Regions from separate parts of the Homo sapiens genome. Here region 1 is linked to region 2. Evidence: chromatin contacts called from ENCODE Hi-C or POLR2A ChIA-PET data. All regions are on one chromosome and are shown on one strand. Each heading gives the region's core, a stretch centred on a gene start or an enhancer-like site at or near the end of the contact. The rest is flanking DNA. Distances are from core to core; before and after follow the strand shown. Region 1 holds the start of OR2A5 (olfactory receptor family 2 subfamily A member 5). Region 2 holds the start of OR6B1 (olfactory receptor family 6 subfamily B member 1).

What was found. A loop is a pair of places that touch in the nucleus more often than their neighbours do. ChIA-PET counts read pairs that join two places held with the same protein, here RNA polymerase II (POLR2A).
Region 1: a map of CD4-positive, alpha-beta memory T cell shows a loop between it and region 2 (7-fold over the local background). The contact joins the promoter of OR2A5 here to the promoter of OR6B1 in region 2. A Hi-C loop is called at or near these places in 2 of 168 maps with a recorded cell type or tissue (CD4-positive, alpha-beta memory T cell and HCT116). POLR2A ChIA-PET finds 5 or more read pairs at or near these places in 2 of 52 experiments (WTC11 and activated CD4-positive, alpha-beta T cell).

Annotation. Positions count from the first base shown.
Region 1 is chr7:144,046,633-144,051,096 of GRCh38, reverse strand. OR2A5 (olfactory receptor family 2 subfamily A member 5) reads right to left here and starts at 2,149. Exons shown (of 2, transcript NM_012365.2): 1 at 1,964-2,149; 2 at 1-746. The coding sequence starts at 695.
Region 2 is chr7:143,997,995-144,002,217 of GRCh38, reverse strand. OR6B1 (olfactory receptor family 6 subfamily B member 1) reads right to left here and starts at 1,898. Exons shown (of 2, transcript NM_001005281.3): 1 at 1,568-1,898.

The DNA.
Region 1 (4,464 bases), core at 900-3,399, 49 kb before region 2:
TCCCCAGACTGGATCCTCAAGATGGCCGCCAGGATGCGCGAGTAGGAGACCAGCACCAGGCAGAGCGGCCCCACCAGGATGAACACTGAAGCAGCAAAGATGACCACCTGGTTGAGCCAGGTGTCAGCACAGGCCAACTTGAGGACAGACAGGATTTCACAGAAGAAGTGGTTGATTTCATGGGGCCCACAGAAGGGCAGCCTCAGGATGAGAACCACATGGACCAGGGCCAGAAGGGAACCACATGCCCAAGAAGTGACAGCCAGGACTGTGCACACTCCCCATCTCATGATGACAGAATATTGCAGAGGGTGGCAGATAGCCATGTACCGATCGTAGGACATCATTACCAAGATGAGACACTCAGTGTGAGCAAAAGCCATGTATAAAAAGGTCTGCATTGTGCATGGGACAAAGGAGATTGTTTTTCTCTTGTTCAAGCCAAGGTTTGTCAGCATCTTGGGGACATTGTTGGAAGCATACGAAATATCAATGATGGCCAGGTGTGAGAGAAAGAAGTACATGGGGGTGTGCAGTCTGGAGTCCAGCCAGATGAGCCCCAGGATGGCCCCATTTCCCAGCAGGGTGAAGACGTATAACAGGGAGAAAAGCCCAGAGAGGAGCATCTGAATCCTTAGGCTGAGTGGAAATCCCAGGAGAATGAATTCTGTGACCCATGTCTGATTTTTTGTCATGCCCTTGTGACAGTACCTGCGTTGGACTCTGCTGTGGCAATGAGCTATGTGCTGAGGAGCAAATGCAGATCCGGATTAGTCAGTTAACAGAAGGAGGGGGTTTATGGTGCACACAGGGTGCTGACTCAGTCAGCAAGGTTTTTCGGAGCCATTATGCCAAATCCTTTAATCCAGAGTAAAGCAGAAAATAAATTTGGTTCAGAGAACTAGTGTAAATGCAGACAGGGTGATGTATACTATATCCAGTCCCACAGAATTTTACTTAACTTGGATTGCAAGACCCACATTTTTGCTATCAGAAGGGCAGCCACAGAGTAAGTTGTTTTTCAGAATGGCTAGCCATTTTATTTTAGAGTAAGGATCACAGCCATGTTCTTATGTGTTTTACTTTCTAATTTATTTACTTTGCATATTTTCCCCCACTTTCTCTTCCATATTTGGTTTTCAATTATTTTGTAATTTGTGCAGAGTGCATTGCACATGCAGGTGCTCCAGTAAATGATTAGAGAAAATACGTAAAAGCATGAATTAGGAAATGAGGTTTACAAATGCAATTTCAAAGAGGTTTCCTTCCCTGTGTTTACTAGTTTTAGGGAAAATAAAGCTTGCATTAAATGTTTTACTTCCTGAAGCAACTCAGGAAAATCTGGCTGTTTCCCTTTGCATGCAAGCCAAGAAAGTTTGCCATCACTAATCCAGCAAGCATTCACTGAAGTCATTTCTGATATATGGCCAGGGCAAGTGGTTATCTATGTGAAGAGTTAACAGGATAATATTCTGATTCCTGCCTTCACCCCACCCCTTTGCAGGGCTGCTTCCCTGGTTCTTACCAGGTGCTGTTGCTGGCACAATGCCCACTACACTTGTTGGATGAATTGATGGATGGATGGATGGATGGACGAATGAAAGGCATTACGTTAGGAATAACATTCAAAGAGCATATCCTAGATTTCAATCAAGTCTTCAGACTCTTCTTAAATTTTCTCTGCTTGTCATTCCCCCAACCACATAGCCACAGGGGCTATAGAAAGGGGAAACCAGGATGTTTCATAGAAGTACACAAATGTTAAATGATCAATGCGTCATTCTCAATGTGCAGCTTATGACTCCACCTCTGCAAATGCTAACTCCACCTTTAGCCCAGGAAACTGTCTGCCAATAAATTACCTCTGTATCTCCCATTCAATGTACTGATTTCTGGAGCCCTGCCTTCATCCAGACCCTAGCTTCTCTAAACTACCAGACTTTGCAAAAGACCCTTTACTCACTGTGGTATCAGGCCTGGTCTTGTCTCAGAAATATAATTCTATTTAGAGAAATTGTGCAGAGATCACAGGAGCTTTTGAAGGCCAGAGCTGAGGATCTTGCTCCCACCAGCAGCCCCTGAGAGAAGGAATTTCCAGATGCAGGAGTTGTCTCTCTTTTCTTAGCATAGGCTGATGCAGACTGCAGCCTGCTCTCTGGGAACACCAGCAGTATAGGTTTTATGGTGGGGTTATCTCCACTCAAGCCTTCACGGATTGTCCCTGAGGACAAGGTAGAGTCCCTAAGGGAAACAGGATACACAGCAGTCAGACTCTGTGTCTACCAGAACAAACAAAAGTAGTTTATCCTCCTGTCTCCATTTCTCTGGGCCCTGGGGATGGGCATTCAGAAAAAAAAAAGCTGGCAGGTGATGGCTTAATAACCAGCTGGATCTCTACACATAAAACTCTTGTAGTAACAAGAGCATGCATTCTCCAGGGGCCACATTGCAAATTACACCCCGTAAGTATTTGGATTGTGATAAGTTCGTGGATCTCAGTCTTGCCCTGGATGGATTAAATGGAGCTTGGAGGAGGCAGAGCATCATGCTTCTGTCATAAATGCTTGAAAATCTTCTCCTTCTTAGTTAATTCTAACTTGGTATTGATAGATTAGAAAAAAAATACTTCTATCAACCCTCCCACACTGTGGTGAGAAAGATTGAGGCCTTTCCACATAGTACCTGAGATTTGATATAGGGTGTAGGAAATAAGAGAAGACAGAAGCCAGAGTAAGGCTGGCCTTGAAGAGGTGTCATGGGAGAAGCCCTGGTGTTTCAAGGGCAGCAAATGTGTAACTCACACCTTCACCTTTACTATGATATACTCCTAAAGTTCAACAAAACTTTTGATATAATGATGCCTCAGGTGTAAGGGCTGTGTTTATATTCACATAATAAAGCATAGACAGAGGATGCCTTGAAAATGTTTCTGATTATCCCCTTTATGTGTACGTCCCTTATGTGTATATGTATTATGTATATATCTGTGTGTGTGTGTGTGTGTGTGTGTGTGTGTGTGTTTGCTGGTTGGGCAACATTTTAGAGAGAAACATCCAAATCTCGTTTGTCAGAACACACTGGGTTCTTTACTCCAGAGAGATGTAGGTTGTTAATGTGTGAGCTAACAGGGGAGACTCGGAAATATGCCTATCATTTTGGCTCACAGACTATAAAGGTTTCAAAGCAGGTGTATTTCTATGCACAGAATAAAGAAGCTCAATGAATATTTGTCCTGAAATCTCTGGAAGAATAACAAGAAAAGTTTTGTAACTATGGACAGTGGTTAGAAAAAATAGCTGAAGCACTTAACAAAAATAAAGTAAGCTTACTAACTACCTAAAACTGGAGGACTAAATAAAATATTGCCAGGATGCTTTTCAATTATTCATATATTATCTACATATAGATATTTTATATCCACAATTATCCATGTGTAGATACTGAATAATTAATCATTCATTTATTAATTCGCTCATTCAATTTACATTTATTGAGCATCTGCTCTGTGTGGGATCATCCTAGACACTGGAAAAGCAAACACTAGTGAGATACTGTCTCCATCTTCCAAGAGTTTACGGTCTGCCTACAAGTGAGCCATGCAAATAAGCGGTGTAGGACCTGGGATACACGTGTGCACAGTATACTGCAGGCAGCAAGGAAAGGTGGGGTAGATCCTTCTGAAAGTGGATAGGGAAAGGCTTTGCTGTGGATGGAAAGTTTAGACACTCTTCAGGAAGACATGCCAGGCTGGACCTCACCTATTCAATTATGCCTGAAGTGACATCTGAGTCTGGAGATTTAGAAGATTATAAGTTATTTTCCCATTGGTACCGGAGGAATTAGGTCCAATCTAGGAAGGCTTTGACTTTGCATGGAGGAGTTAAGAGATTTCAGTGAAAATTGTAAAACTGAGTAAGAATAATAAAGAAGTAACCACAAGAAAAAAAGACACACCAGGATGCACCTTAAGGTATAAGGAGGGCACAGCAATAAAACCAATAATAATACTGGGAAAGAGGTTCAAAAATGAGCTTCTGTTGGACTTCATTGGAAATAAAGAGTAGAACGATTTGACTAAGATATGTTATTACAAAGATTAATGTTTGGTTAATGTGAAGGATTGTTTAAAAGAATGAGATTGGATACTGTGAGCCCAAGCTATCTGTAGAGTCTGCATTTTCAAGTGACAGTGAGTACCTGAATTGAGATGGTATCCATGGGGACAGGCTGGAGGGAATGGGTATGGAACATGTGAAGGAAATGTAATTATCAGCATTCAGTGACTTGGTGTGTGGTGAGGAAGCCAAGCAGAGCTGGGGTGCTCCCCAGGTTTCTGGTTTGTGTGCTCCCCAGGCTTCTGTTTTGTGTGGCTGTATATAAAGTGTTTTCACTCAATTATATGAGGAATAACTAAGGAAGATATTATTTAAAAGCAAAAGTTAAAAAAAGAATATAATTTTGAAC
Region 2 (4,223 bases), core at 649-3,148:
TTTAGATAGATTAAATAATATTTCCAAGTTAGACAGTGATAAAATCAGAATCATAAAGCCCAGGTCCGACTACAAAGGCATGTCCTTAACCACTAGAGTGAAACACACTGATGAAGAATATCACATTTTGGACTTACCAATGTATTTTACATTTAAAATTCCTGACTATTTTAGGAAGTGTTCTTTAATCCTGCTGAAATTTTATTATAAGCTGAGACTATTAGAGATGAACCCAAATGTTAAAAAGAAAGCAACATGATACAAGTACATATTCAATCAGACACACATAACAGAAATGAATGTATAGAAATGCTTGGTAAATGTATCTGAGAATAATGATTGGATATGTTTTGAAATATAAATTAGGAGGAGGAAAAGGCATTTTTGGCAGATGAATCAGAGTGAACAAAGGCACGGAGATCTGAAACAGTTTGAAATTTTCAGGAACTCAACTCATAATTGCTGCGTGAGTGGGCAAGTTGTGAGTGAGTGAATGAGCAGAAAAGAGATGGATGGAAAGAGAAAGAGAGAGACTCTGTTGTCACGGACCAGATCATGGAATAGTGAGGCATTTAAGAATTATCCTGAAGTATAGACAATAAGTAATCACTGTTTGTCAGCAGGATGACAACATCCTCTTATTATATTCTTGTTTTTGATGTGGGAGGATGGGTTAGGATGGGACAAGGTTGCCAAACCAGAGATTCATAGACCCGTTAGAAAGCACCCTCATAGCATACACTTAAAGATACACACAAAGAAGAGAAAAATCATTCTAGCTTATAACATTTGTCAAAGAAACAAAGATGGACATATTTAGCTATACTTGTTCACAAGTTACATAAGTTTTCACTTCTAGAGGAAGCTCTACAAGAAAAACAAAGAATTCCTTATTTCTCATTAACTGAATGAAGGTGCACTGGCACTAATTATTGCATACTGGTATTTTTATGTATCACCTTACTGCAAAATATGTACAGCCTTTTTACTTATAATAGTTTTTACTCCATTAAGCATACTCAAACATGTTACCCCTCATAGCAGATTTACCACTGGTCTAGAATCAAACATCTTTGTTTCTTATGTCTGCTGCTATGCACTTTTCCCCAACTTTGTCAGGGTTCTATACATACGTAGGTTCCAAGTAATTTGAATTTGATGAACATTTAACCTCCGCCCCTGCCAAGATAGCAGCAGTTTTTGTAGCCACCACCAGAAACAAGTTGCCAGGAAGATGTGGTGGTTGCAGCACAGGGATATCAGGTCATCGGGTCAATGGTAGGGATCTAAAGTTTGGGATCATAATCTGGGGCACTAATTTTTGATCCCACACAGAGAGATGTCTCCAAAGTGGCAAGAGGAGCCTGCTCCCTCAGCTCACTGCATAACTGGCTGCACTTAGATTTCAGGAGACAAGAATATTATCCGGACCGATTGCTAGGAATTGAGAGTGGATAGAACAGAGAGGCATTAAACATTTTAGAGTTTAAATGTTGCTGCGCTGTAGGAGCCTGAAACAGGGCTGCCTGCATAGTGAGAAAGTAATGCTCTGAGAGGGAGCACTTACCTTGGCACAGCAGCCTCTGATAGGATGAAATGTGAAAACAAAGCCTTCACCAATTCTAAAATAGGAAGATGCAGAAGAAAAAGATTCAGGTATTGAATAGATGTGAGGAACCCACTTTCTAAACCTAGAAAGAGTGACTGGGTACAGATTGCCCCACTGCTTTCAAGCTGAAAGCCAGGATAAGATGACAGGAGAGCCCTAGGCACTAGGACCACATCTGCATCTGATGTGGCACGAGGCTGCTTCGTCCAGCACCCTGGGACTAGGGTGCCCATCACCTTCCTGGTGAACATGGCAGTGATTTTAGGCACACTGAGCTGTGAAGACCTTTGGATTCTGAGGGCTTTATAGAGTACCAAGACTTTCCCTACATATCTGCCAAGACCCAAGAGAAAAGAACCTTGACAATGGCAGTTCAGTTCTCTTGTGGGATCCAAGAGAAATTTCCATTTGCCCATTGTGGTGATCTTAATTGTTTTATATGTTATTAGTTCCATAGGAAAAAAAGGTCCACTTATGACCACGCACTTTGGAAAGAACCATATTTTTTGACAGATGAAGAGAAAAATGTACTGCAGTGAAATCTCTATATACAGACTTTCGAATATTCTTCCATCTTTGGCTTACTTGAAACAGGATGATCATGCAAGTGCTCCAAATGTGATATTGATGCCCAAAGGAGACTGATATTAGTACATTTTAGTACAAGTTTAAATGACAGTTTTTGTTTTAGATACTTATGTCAACTTGTTCACTAAGTAAATTTATCCTGATGGAATTATTGTCACTTTGTCAGCTGCCCATGGGTACCATTTGACCAATAGTTCACATTCTGGTACAAAGCTCTAGTGTACTAAAAATCACTTCTTCTGTAGCCGGCAGAACTCTTAAGTTGCCCTCTCACAAAGAAAAGCTATCAGATTCACTGTGATTTGATGCAATGGTAGATGAATATATTAAAAGTTATAAACAGTTCAGTGTGGAGAGCCACACATGTTTATGGTAATTAAGCAAGCAGCCTTCAGTACAATTTCTCTTACAGGACTGAAGTATGAAAACCAAGTAGTAGCAAATAAAAGTAAGGCATCTCTTTCAAGTCTCTGGCCTTGATTTATCTCCAAGTCTCAGAAAAACTGACTTCTCTAAAATGTATTATTTTATATTAACCACAATTTTTCAACATGGTTTTAAGCTGCTGTGATATGGTTGTCACTGAGGGGGACCACATTTCTCCTCCAAAGATAGAAAATGTCCATCTACTGTGAGAAGATTCTGTGAGTTACTGTGACAATCATTTTTGACTCCTGGAGTCAACATTTTATACAAGCAATTCTAGAATGGAGATATTTAGCAGATAAACATTGGCTGTATTCTGGGACATGTTGACACGATCTTATCCTAGAATTCAGCTGTACAGGCTTTCCTTGGAGTTTTTTTTTTTTCCTATACCAATTGGTTTCAGGTTGAAGTCTTCTGCAGATTCCTGTTCAATACATACGGGAGGCAATAGGGAAACTCCAAGAACCTGTGTGTTGTGCCTGAGGTCCCTTGGCTATCTGCCTTCTTCTTTCGGAGTCCACGTATATTTGTTGTTATGTCCACTTTTTTTGTTGTTGTTTGTTTTTATTATAAGGAGCATTTTATTCTTTATTATTGTTCTCTGTTGGGGTTGACACTAGTTCTGTTTGGGGCACACCTCCACACTTTGGCCATTACAACTCGGTTTTAGCTGTCAATTGTTATTGGGCAGACCCTGAAGGTCATTCAGAGGTGAAATCTTAGGGCCTTCTCAGGCCTTTTCTGAGCATGCATTCTGCTCTGGATATACACCTGGCTTTCTTTGTTTTCTGGCATACACCTGAGTTATAAAAAAATCCCTTATTTTCCAATGTACCTTCTTCCCCAACCTATTTTCTTCCCAATCTTTTCTGTCTGTTGCTTGTTACCACTTTTATCCCTAGACCAAGACTGCTGCAACCAATGCTTTTGCTTTTAACTGCATTCAGCAAATGGTACCTAGGAAGCTACCCCAGCCCTGGGAAAACTTCCATTCAAGAAACACAAAGGTAAGCCCTTTAGTTGGCTTCCAAATGGTTAGAAAATTGTAACCAGTTTTCTTTGAGAATAAGGTTCATATTGCTCTTTCTCACGCACATTGTTAAATCTGTGCCAGAAGTGTGGGTTGTTATCTTCACAGCTGACACCAATCTGGGAAGTGAGCGAGGATAGGTGGGTAGTTTAAATGCCCAAAACTCTGTTACTGCAATGTGGCAGCTTCTGTTTTCATTAATCTTCCATTGTTTGTTTTAAACTTTTGGCTAGAATCCATAGTTAAACAAAAGCTAATTCTGACAGTTTTTGCCATCTTATTAGTTGTTTTTTGTTTTTTGTTTTGTTTTGTTTAAGACAGAGTCTTGTTCTGTTGCCCAGGCTGGAGTGCAGTGGTGCAATCTCCACTCACTGCAAACTCCGCCTCCCAGGTTCAAGTGATTCTCCTGCCTCAGCCTCCTGAGTAGCTGGGATTACAGGCACCGCACCACCATGGTGGCTACTTTTTGTATTTTTAGTAGAGACAGAGTTTCACCATGTTGGTCAGGCTGGACTCTAACTCCTGACCTCATGATCCACCTGCCTCGGCCTCGCAAAGTCCTGGGAT